Linked DNA regions of Mus musculus: regions 2 and 3 are each linked to region 1. The links are chromatin loops, found by intact Hi-C in ENCODE. Cell type or tissue: heart. All regions are shown on one strand. Region 1 overlaps Xrcc3 (X-ray repair complementing defective repair in Chinese hamster cells 3). Region 2 has its middle 15 kb from the start of Klc1. Region 3 holds the start of Klc1 (kinesin light chain 1).

Region 1 (2,500 bases):
AGCTTAAACTGGCCTTGAATCCTGGGTGCAAGTGACCCTCCTGTCTCAGCCTTCCAAGTAGTTGGGACTGTGGACAAAGGGTGGGACAGGGCGACAGTCACATCTTCATAGCACTCAGGATTCGCTCTCTGGCTCCTACTGCTGCTGACAAGAGAGTCAGGCCCAGTTACGAGGGTGCAGCAGCGCCAGCAGGACCCTCCCTCCCTTCCCTCTCCATCCACTAGTCGCATTCCCCAAGATTTTGTGGGCGAATCCAGAATTGGTGTCCCAGATCTGGAGGCCCAGCTCCATCCCCACCTCCCACTCTGACTGAGTGGTCTATCCCTGTGACTTCAGGCAGACTGAAGTCAGTGAAGGAGATTCTGTGCTACTCCGGACCAGACTTGCAGCGGCTCACCGGCCTGCCCAGCCACGATGTGCAGTGCCTGCTGAGAGCTGCCTCTCTACACCTTCGGGGAAGCCGCGTCCTCTCAGGTGAGCACCTGGGCTGGGGTGCTTGGAGCGCAGGCCTGGGTAGACTTGTGGGGAACAATTTCACAGCACACTAGGAACCTAGGATAGGTAGCCCAAGTGACTTGTCCAAAGCCCACAAAGAAGGGCCCACATAGCAGAACAGTAGGGTCTCATGGCTTCAGCTTCTCTACAGAGTCCTCCTGAAGTACCTGCCCTCGGAGGAGACCCTCACAGTAAAGGATAAAGTTAGGTCCCTGTGGCGTGGTATGGTGGCAGCAGCTGTGAGAGGTCCTGACACTCAGAACATGGCTTCCACACGATGGCTTTACCTCACTGGCCTCTAAGCTGAGGCTCCAGCTGCTCAGAACTGTCACCATCACTGTCACAGGCTGATGCTCATGCTGAGGAAAGCCTGCTCGCTACATTGCTCCATTCAGGAGCGTCAGTTTCCTTCTTCCTCCCCCACAGCCTCCCTCTCCCTGATGGAGTCTCTCTATGCAGTTCTGTGTAGCTCAGGCTGGCCTCAAACTCTCGGAGCTGCTTCTGCCTCCCAAGAGCTGGGATTAAATGTGTAGACCACTACACCTGAACTGCGTTCGGGTTTCTTCAGCAGCTTTGTCCACCAGGGAAGGGTGTGGGCCCACCTGGGAAATGTGACAGGGACAGACTCTTACATATGCATTGTACTCAGCTGCACAACCAGGCTGCCTACCTTAGCATTCTGCCTGTGTGTGTGTGTGTGTGTGTGTGTGGTGGCTTTGCCAGTCCTTCACCCATGTTGCATGTGCCAGCACTTCCTTGAAGGCCTCAGGATCACAGGCCCTAGCAGGCTGTGGGCGGAGTGCGGGCTGTGGGCGGGGCTGTGGGCGGGGCGCGGGCTAGACCGCTGACACAGCCTGGCATGCTCCCTGCAGCACTGCATCTGTTCCAGCAGAAGGAGAGCTTCCCTGAGCAGCATCAACGCCTGAGCCTAGGCTGCCCTGTCCTGGATCAGTTCCTGGGTGGAGGCCTGCCCCTGGAGGGCATCACTGGCCTGGCTGGCTGCAGCTCAGCAGGAAAGACCCAGCTGGCGCTACAGCTCTGCCTGGCTGTGCAGTTCCCAAGACAATATGGAGGCCTAGAGGCCGGTAAGTGGCTCCCCTTCCTGAAGGGAGGGGAGGCAGGATCTGAGGCAGGTAGAGCTGATCCCTGGCCTGCTCTGAGAGCTGCTTTCCTCTCTGGGAGCCAGTGGCTATCTCTTGAGTGGTTTCCCCTATATGTCTTTCTTCTTCCAGAAGAGTGAGTGGGAGGTGGAGCTGTGCTAGGCTGGCAGGGGGAAGCAGGGGGTGCTAGCTGGGCCTACAGTTACTACACACCCCTGCACCCAGACTCACAGAACCAGACAGGTAGGGCAGAGCACGAGGCCTTTCCCTTCTGGTCTGGCCAGTAGTTGAGCAGCGTGTGGATGGTTTTGGTACTGGGAGACTCTGCCTGGGCCCTCTAAGGGCTGATGGTCATAGCTGCAAAACAAGCCATGGCTGAGCCAGGCGTGGTGGCCCAAGCCTTTAATCGCAGTGCTCAGGGGGCAGAGGCAAGCAGACTCTGAGTTTGAGGTCAGCCTGATCTACAAAGCAAGTCCAGGACAGCCAGGGCTCTATTACACAGAGAAACCCTGTCTCAGAACACAAAACAAAATAAGCTATGGTCTCCACCATTTAAGCCTTGGGTCCTGTGCCCAAGACAGGAAGGAAGCAGGTCTGAGGAGCCCTAAGCTTCGCCCAGCTCTTCAGCAGCTGGGGTTTCACCACACCACCACTTCAGGTTAATACTGTCACAAAAGCAATGTCCGAAGGCTCTAGTTTCCCTTGTTCTCATTGACACTGCCTGGTACAACAGCTGCTCCTGGTAGGGAAGGCAGTGCCAGTGTTCCCAGCATTCCAGAGGTCTGTAGTGATGTGCTGTTAGCCGCTGACGTGCCTTCTGTCAGGTCATCCCCCGGAAGACCCGGCCTTTGCCTAGAGTCTTCCATGCCAGTCATAGGCACACACCTGTAACCCCAGCCCTCAGG
Region 2 (2,500 bases), 66 kb after region 1:
GGTCCAGGTGTGATAACAGCATCTGATATGTCTGTTAGTGGAATGAAGCGACAGAGAGCCATGGGTTAGGGACCCAGAGGATCCTAGCTCTGCCCTTGAAAGGTTGTTTCTTCATGACCATATGATCAGAGTCTGATGTCCACAGCCAGAGGTGTGTCCACGATGCTCTAACTAGATGGAACTAAGGCTAGCCACAGTGTGGGAGCTGGCAGTGTGCAGGTGGCACCAAGGCAGAGTGAACAGCACACTAGAACTAGGCTGCTACATGGCTGACCACGTGGAGAGGCTCGGAAGCTCGAAGGACATATGGGACACAATTTTCTGTTTGTTTGTTTGTTTGTTTGTTTGGTTGGTTGGTTGGTTTGATTTGGTTTTTCAAGACAGGGTTTCACTTCAGTTTCACTTCACAGCCCTGGATGCCCTGGAACTCACTTTTATAGACCAGGCTGGCCTCAAATTCACAAATCTACCTGCCTCTGCCTCCAGAATGCTGGGATTAAAGGCGTGAGCCACCACACCCAGCAGTGGGACACAATTTTTATTTTAAAAAAGCAAGTTTCCTTCACCTGGACTGTAACACACACACACACACACACACACACACACACACACACACACACACTCACATACACCCCACCCCCCCCCACACACACACTGCAGATGGTCTTCCCCAGAACAGCTCCTTGGTGCAGGTGCGGGGGGATGGGCAGGACAGAAGCAAAATGATGCCCTTTCCCAGAGCGTGTGCCAAACGCTCAGGCTTGCTTTCTGTTCCTCTTTTCACCCCCACGAGAGGCTGGCGCCTATTTCAGTGCCCAGCGCCTCCCTGGGTACCAGGGTGTTCTGGGGCAGCAGGGCTGTCAGCTGGACCCAGGAAGAGCCTCCTCTGGCCACCTCCTCGCTCTGTCTGACCAGCTCATCCTCCTCCAGCGGGAACCCTTGTACTTTTCCACGGAGGACTGACTCAGGACGAAGTGGAGCCAATTACAACAATCAATAATCAGCCGTTGGAAGCAACCAGAATGTTTCTAGGAGACCGGTCGATTCATTTTTTACAACATAAAAGTAAAAAAAATCCTTGGCAGATGCCCACAGTCAGTAGCAAGTTCCTTAGCAGACACAGGACCTAGGGTACAAGGACGAATGCCACTGAGGGCTAGGGTCTATCTTTTCTGATGGCTTAGAATAGTCTCGTGAGCACCCTAGCTCTTCTCAGTACCTCATGGGAAGCCCTCACACACACTGAGTACCACTGTGAGTTATGGTGGCCAGCTCCAAGCAGCTGTAAGCAGCTGTTTTCTTTCAACATGGGAGTGGGGGGGACAGGACTTGAGAACGCTGGGCTGTGAGGTCAGCCAGTCTCAGAAACTGGATCCTGTAGGGCTCCACATGTGTGAAGTCTCTAAAACATCGGATTCATAGGACAGGGGCACAATGAAGGGGGCTGCCAGGGCTGCATGAAGGCAGGGAAGTGGAATTTAGAAAGTGAACAAGTGCTGGAGATGGTGTCACATGATCTTGGAGTCATGTGACTCAGCAACATGCACTTGCTTAGTGCCTCTGAGCTGCATCTTTAGGTAGTGAGAGGAAACTGGGAAAGGCAGAAGGATCCAGGGTTCGAGGCTGGAGGCTTGTTTGTCACGGCAGTGCACACTTTTGACATTAGCACTTGGGAGGCAGAGACAGACCGATCTCCGCGAGTTTGAGGCCAGCCTGATCTGCATAGTGAGTTCTGGTACAATCAGGGCTATATCGTGCCACCCTGTCTCAAACAAACAAAAAAAGAATTCGGGCTGGCGAGATGGCTCAGTGGGTAAGAACACCCGACTGCTCTTCCAAAGGTCCAGAGTTCAAATCCCAGCAACCACATGGTGGCTCACAACCATCCGTAACAAGAACTGACGCCCTCTTCTGGAGTGTCTGAAGACAGCTACAGTGTACTTACATATAATAATAAATAAATCTTTGAAAAAAAAAAAAAAGAAAACCTTTTGGGCTGGTGAGATGGCTCAGTGGGTAAGAGCACCCGACTGCTCTTCCGAAGGTCTGAAGTTCAAATCCCAGCAACCACATGGTGGCTCACAACCATCCGTAACGAGATCTGATGCCCTCTTCTGGAGTGTCTGAAGACAGCTACAGTGTACTTACATATAATAAATAAATAAATAAAACAAATATGTATTTAAAAAAAAAAAAAAAAAGAATTCAAGGCTATCCTTGGTTATGAACTGTGTCACGGCCTGGACCATGTGAAACCTTGGTTTAAAAACAAAAGGTGCTAAGTGCTTAGAATCATTTTGTTTCCTACTTAAAAAAATAAATGTACAGCCGGGCATGGTGCCACACGCCTTTAATCCCAGCGCTCGGGAGGCAGAGGCAGGTGGATTTCTGAGTTTGAGGCCAGCCTGGTCTACAGAGTGAGTTCCAGGACAGCCAGGGCTACACAAAAAAAACCTCCTGTCTTGAAACAAACAAACAAACAAACAAATGTATTTATTAA
Region 3 (2,500 bases), 50 kb after region 1:
AACTAAGCCATCCCTCCAGTCCCAAGAATGGATTCATCTTTTTTTAAAAGAATTATTTACTTATTTTATGTATATGAGTACACTGTGGCTGTCTTCAGACAAACCAGAAGAGGGCATCGAACCCTATTACAGATGGTTGTGAGCCACCATGTGGTTGCTAGGATTTGAACTCATGACCTCTGGAAGAACTGTCAGTGCTCTTAACCGCTGAGCCATCCCTCCAGCCCGGATTAATCTTTCTTAATGTAAACATTTAGGTTGTGGGTAATGTTTGGTTTGTTTGTTCTTGCACTGAGGAAGCAGGATCTTTTGAATGTAGGCTACTACCCTAGCACTGAGTGCCCTCTTCAGCCTGGAGACTTTGCTGTAGAATAGCTAAGCTGTGTAGACCTCACCTCTTCAATCTCTGCACTTGGAAAAAAATCCCTGTCCAGATTCCATGCAAGTCTATGCTTTTCTTGCTTTGGATTTTTGTTTTGAGATTTTGCTATGCAGTTGTGGCTCCCAAGTGTGTCCGGGTTATAGGCATATACTGTCACTTCCTGCTATGTGTTCACCACACACGCTCTCACAATGCTGGTGCTACAGAGCGGTCACCACCAGGTCCCACCCCTCTTGGTTCCACCAGAGCATCAGGCTGGACTTGCAACATGCTGCATTCTTTAATGATCTAGAAGGGGCCCGCCCTCCCACATACCGCACACTGTGGAATTTTAAATAGAATCATTGCATTCTTACAAATACTTACTGCAAAGAACAGTAAGTCAAATTTCCTACCACAACTGAGGCCTATAGGCCTCCATGTAGAAGATCCCTAACTATGGCATGCTTAGGAGACTCAAGGTTGATCGAGTTTCCTAATGGGGTTTCACTGTCCTATTACAAAGCATTCCAGGCTAATTCTGACCTAAGGCTTTGTCATACCGTATAAAGAGCCTTGGAATTTAAGTAATGCAAAGAATCAAAAACATAGCAGTTTAAATGGTATATAAATTTCTTGTTCTCATGCTTTTTAAAGACATCATTTTTGCAAGTACACCAGATCACCAATAACATAACAGTAGCAGGTAGTAGCAATTCCAACACAACACAGCTGGAAACGGCCTGCAAACTTCATTATAATGCCATCCACTCGGTCACATATTAATATTACTTTATTAACACCTTAATTTTTTTTTACGGGAAGGGGGCTCCACATGTAACAAGGAAAAGCACTCCAGGCCGGGCACATTCAGGTCACAGGGAGATTCCACACCCGGCCACTGAAAGAAAGAGACTGGCTGGCCACTGGCCATGGACCACAGCATGACAGCACGCCACCCAGGGCGGTGCCGGGGAGAGGTGGGGGCTAGAAGGGCGGGGAGGCCTGAGACAAAGCCAGTCGGCTGACCCCCAACACACACACTACCACCACCACCACCTCTTCAGGACCTCAGCAGACAGGCTTTGGGTCCCTTAAGCCCACAGCTGCCATTGGAAGGCCGCCCCCGCCCCGAGGCCCGAGTCAGGGCGGGGCCCTGAACACAGATGGGACAGAAGCCTGAGGGACACAGGAGGGGAGTGGAAGAGAAGGGGCAGGAACAGAAGTCTAGAGTGCAGGCAGAGAGAGCTGAGCCCCAAACCTAGAGGGTCACGGACGAAGAAGGGACAAGGACCTCAACTCAGAGAGGGACAGGCAGAGATAGGACAGGACCCGAACCAGAACAGGAAGGGAAGGGAGAAGAGCCTCAGCCTGGATGTACAGGCAGAGAGATGACGACAAAGACCCCAGCCAGGAGGGGCGCAGCCAGTGACAGGGAAGGGACCCAAAGCAGGGGCGCAGGTAGACAGGGACAAGGACCGCAGATTGGAGGAGCGCAGAGAGGTGACAAGAGACCCGAGCCTAGAAAGGCGCAGGCGGAGAAAGGACAGAAACCCCTGCTGGATGTGCACAGGCTGAGAGAGGACAAGGACCGCAGACTACTGGCGCGCAGGCAGAGGTGACAAGAGACCGGAGCACGGAGGGGCGCGGACGGAGCGGAGAGGAGAGGGAACCCCAGGGTGCAGACAGGGATGGAAAGGCCAGGGAGGGGACTGGGTTCGGGCGGAGGAGCAAAATCGCAGCCTGGAAGGGCCGGGTGCAGATGCGGCGGTGGACGGAAAGGTCCAGAAGCCTCAGCCCGGAGGATGCAGGCGGGAAGGGGTCGCGGCCGCGTCTGGAGCACTGCGCACCAGCCGCGCGGAGCCCGGGGCGGGGCGGGGACCAGGCCGCGCACTCACCGTCCGATCGGGAGAGTCGCGCTCGTCGCGCTGTCACAGGCCGAGGCCGCGCAGAGCCCAGCCGCCTCAGCAGCAAGCGGCGCCTCCGCAGCCGCCCCGCAGCATCCTCACCCTGACCCGCGCTCCGCAGCCTCGCGCCACCCTCCGCCGCCGAAAATGGCGTCGCCGGCGCCGCGCCCGCCCCACAATGCTGTGCGCCGTGACGTCACCCGCCCTCGCGCCGCCGGGCGGGGCTCAGGGG

The links. Peaks named below come from ENCODE experiments on the same cell type or tissue, not always from the same donor. Only the 100,000 strongest peaks of a DNase experiment are listed, where the experiment ranks them.
Region 2: a loop joins it to region 1, with 2.1 times the contacts of the local background. A loop is called at or near these places in 2 of 42 quality-filtered maps.
Region 3: it touches region 1 in a loop (2.0-fold over the local background); 3 of 42 quality-filtered maps call a loop at or near these places.

What each region holds. Positions count from the first base shown.
Region 1 is chr12:111,808,832-111,811,331 of GRCm38, reverse strand. It overlaps Xrcc3 (X-ray repair complementing defective repair in Chinese hamster cells 3), which reads left to right. Exons shown (of 8, transcript NM_028875.3): 3 at 337-474; 4 at 1,368-1,580. Among named protein-coding and RNA genes, the nearest start is that of Xrcc3, 3.8 kb to the left of the region's middle. In heart, a CTCF peak has its summit at 1,421; DNase peaks (open chromatin) are centred at 472 and 1,341; H3K4me3 peaks cover 558 bases; H3K27ac peaks cover 1,047 bases.
Region 2 is chr12:111,742,515-111,745,014 of GRCm38, reverse strand. It overlaps a transcript of Coa8 not described here. Among named protein-coding and RNA genes, the nearest start is that of Klc1, 15 kb to the left of the region's middle. In heart, no CTCF peak of the experiment used is centred here; DNase peaks (open chromatin) are centred at 824 and 1,304.
Region 3 is chr12:111,758,802-111,761,301 of GRCm38, reverse strand. Klc1 (kinesin light chain 1) reads right to left here and starts at 2,453. Exons shown (of 16, transcript NM_001025360.2): 1 at 2,260-2,453. In heart, a CTCF peak has its summit at 1,255; DNase peaks (open chromatin) are centred at 1,381 and 2,091; H3K4me3 peaks cover 1,543 bases; H3K27ac peaks cover 1,341 bases.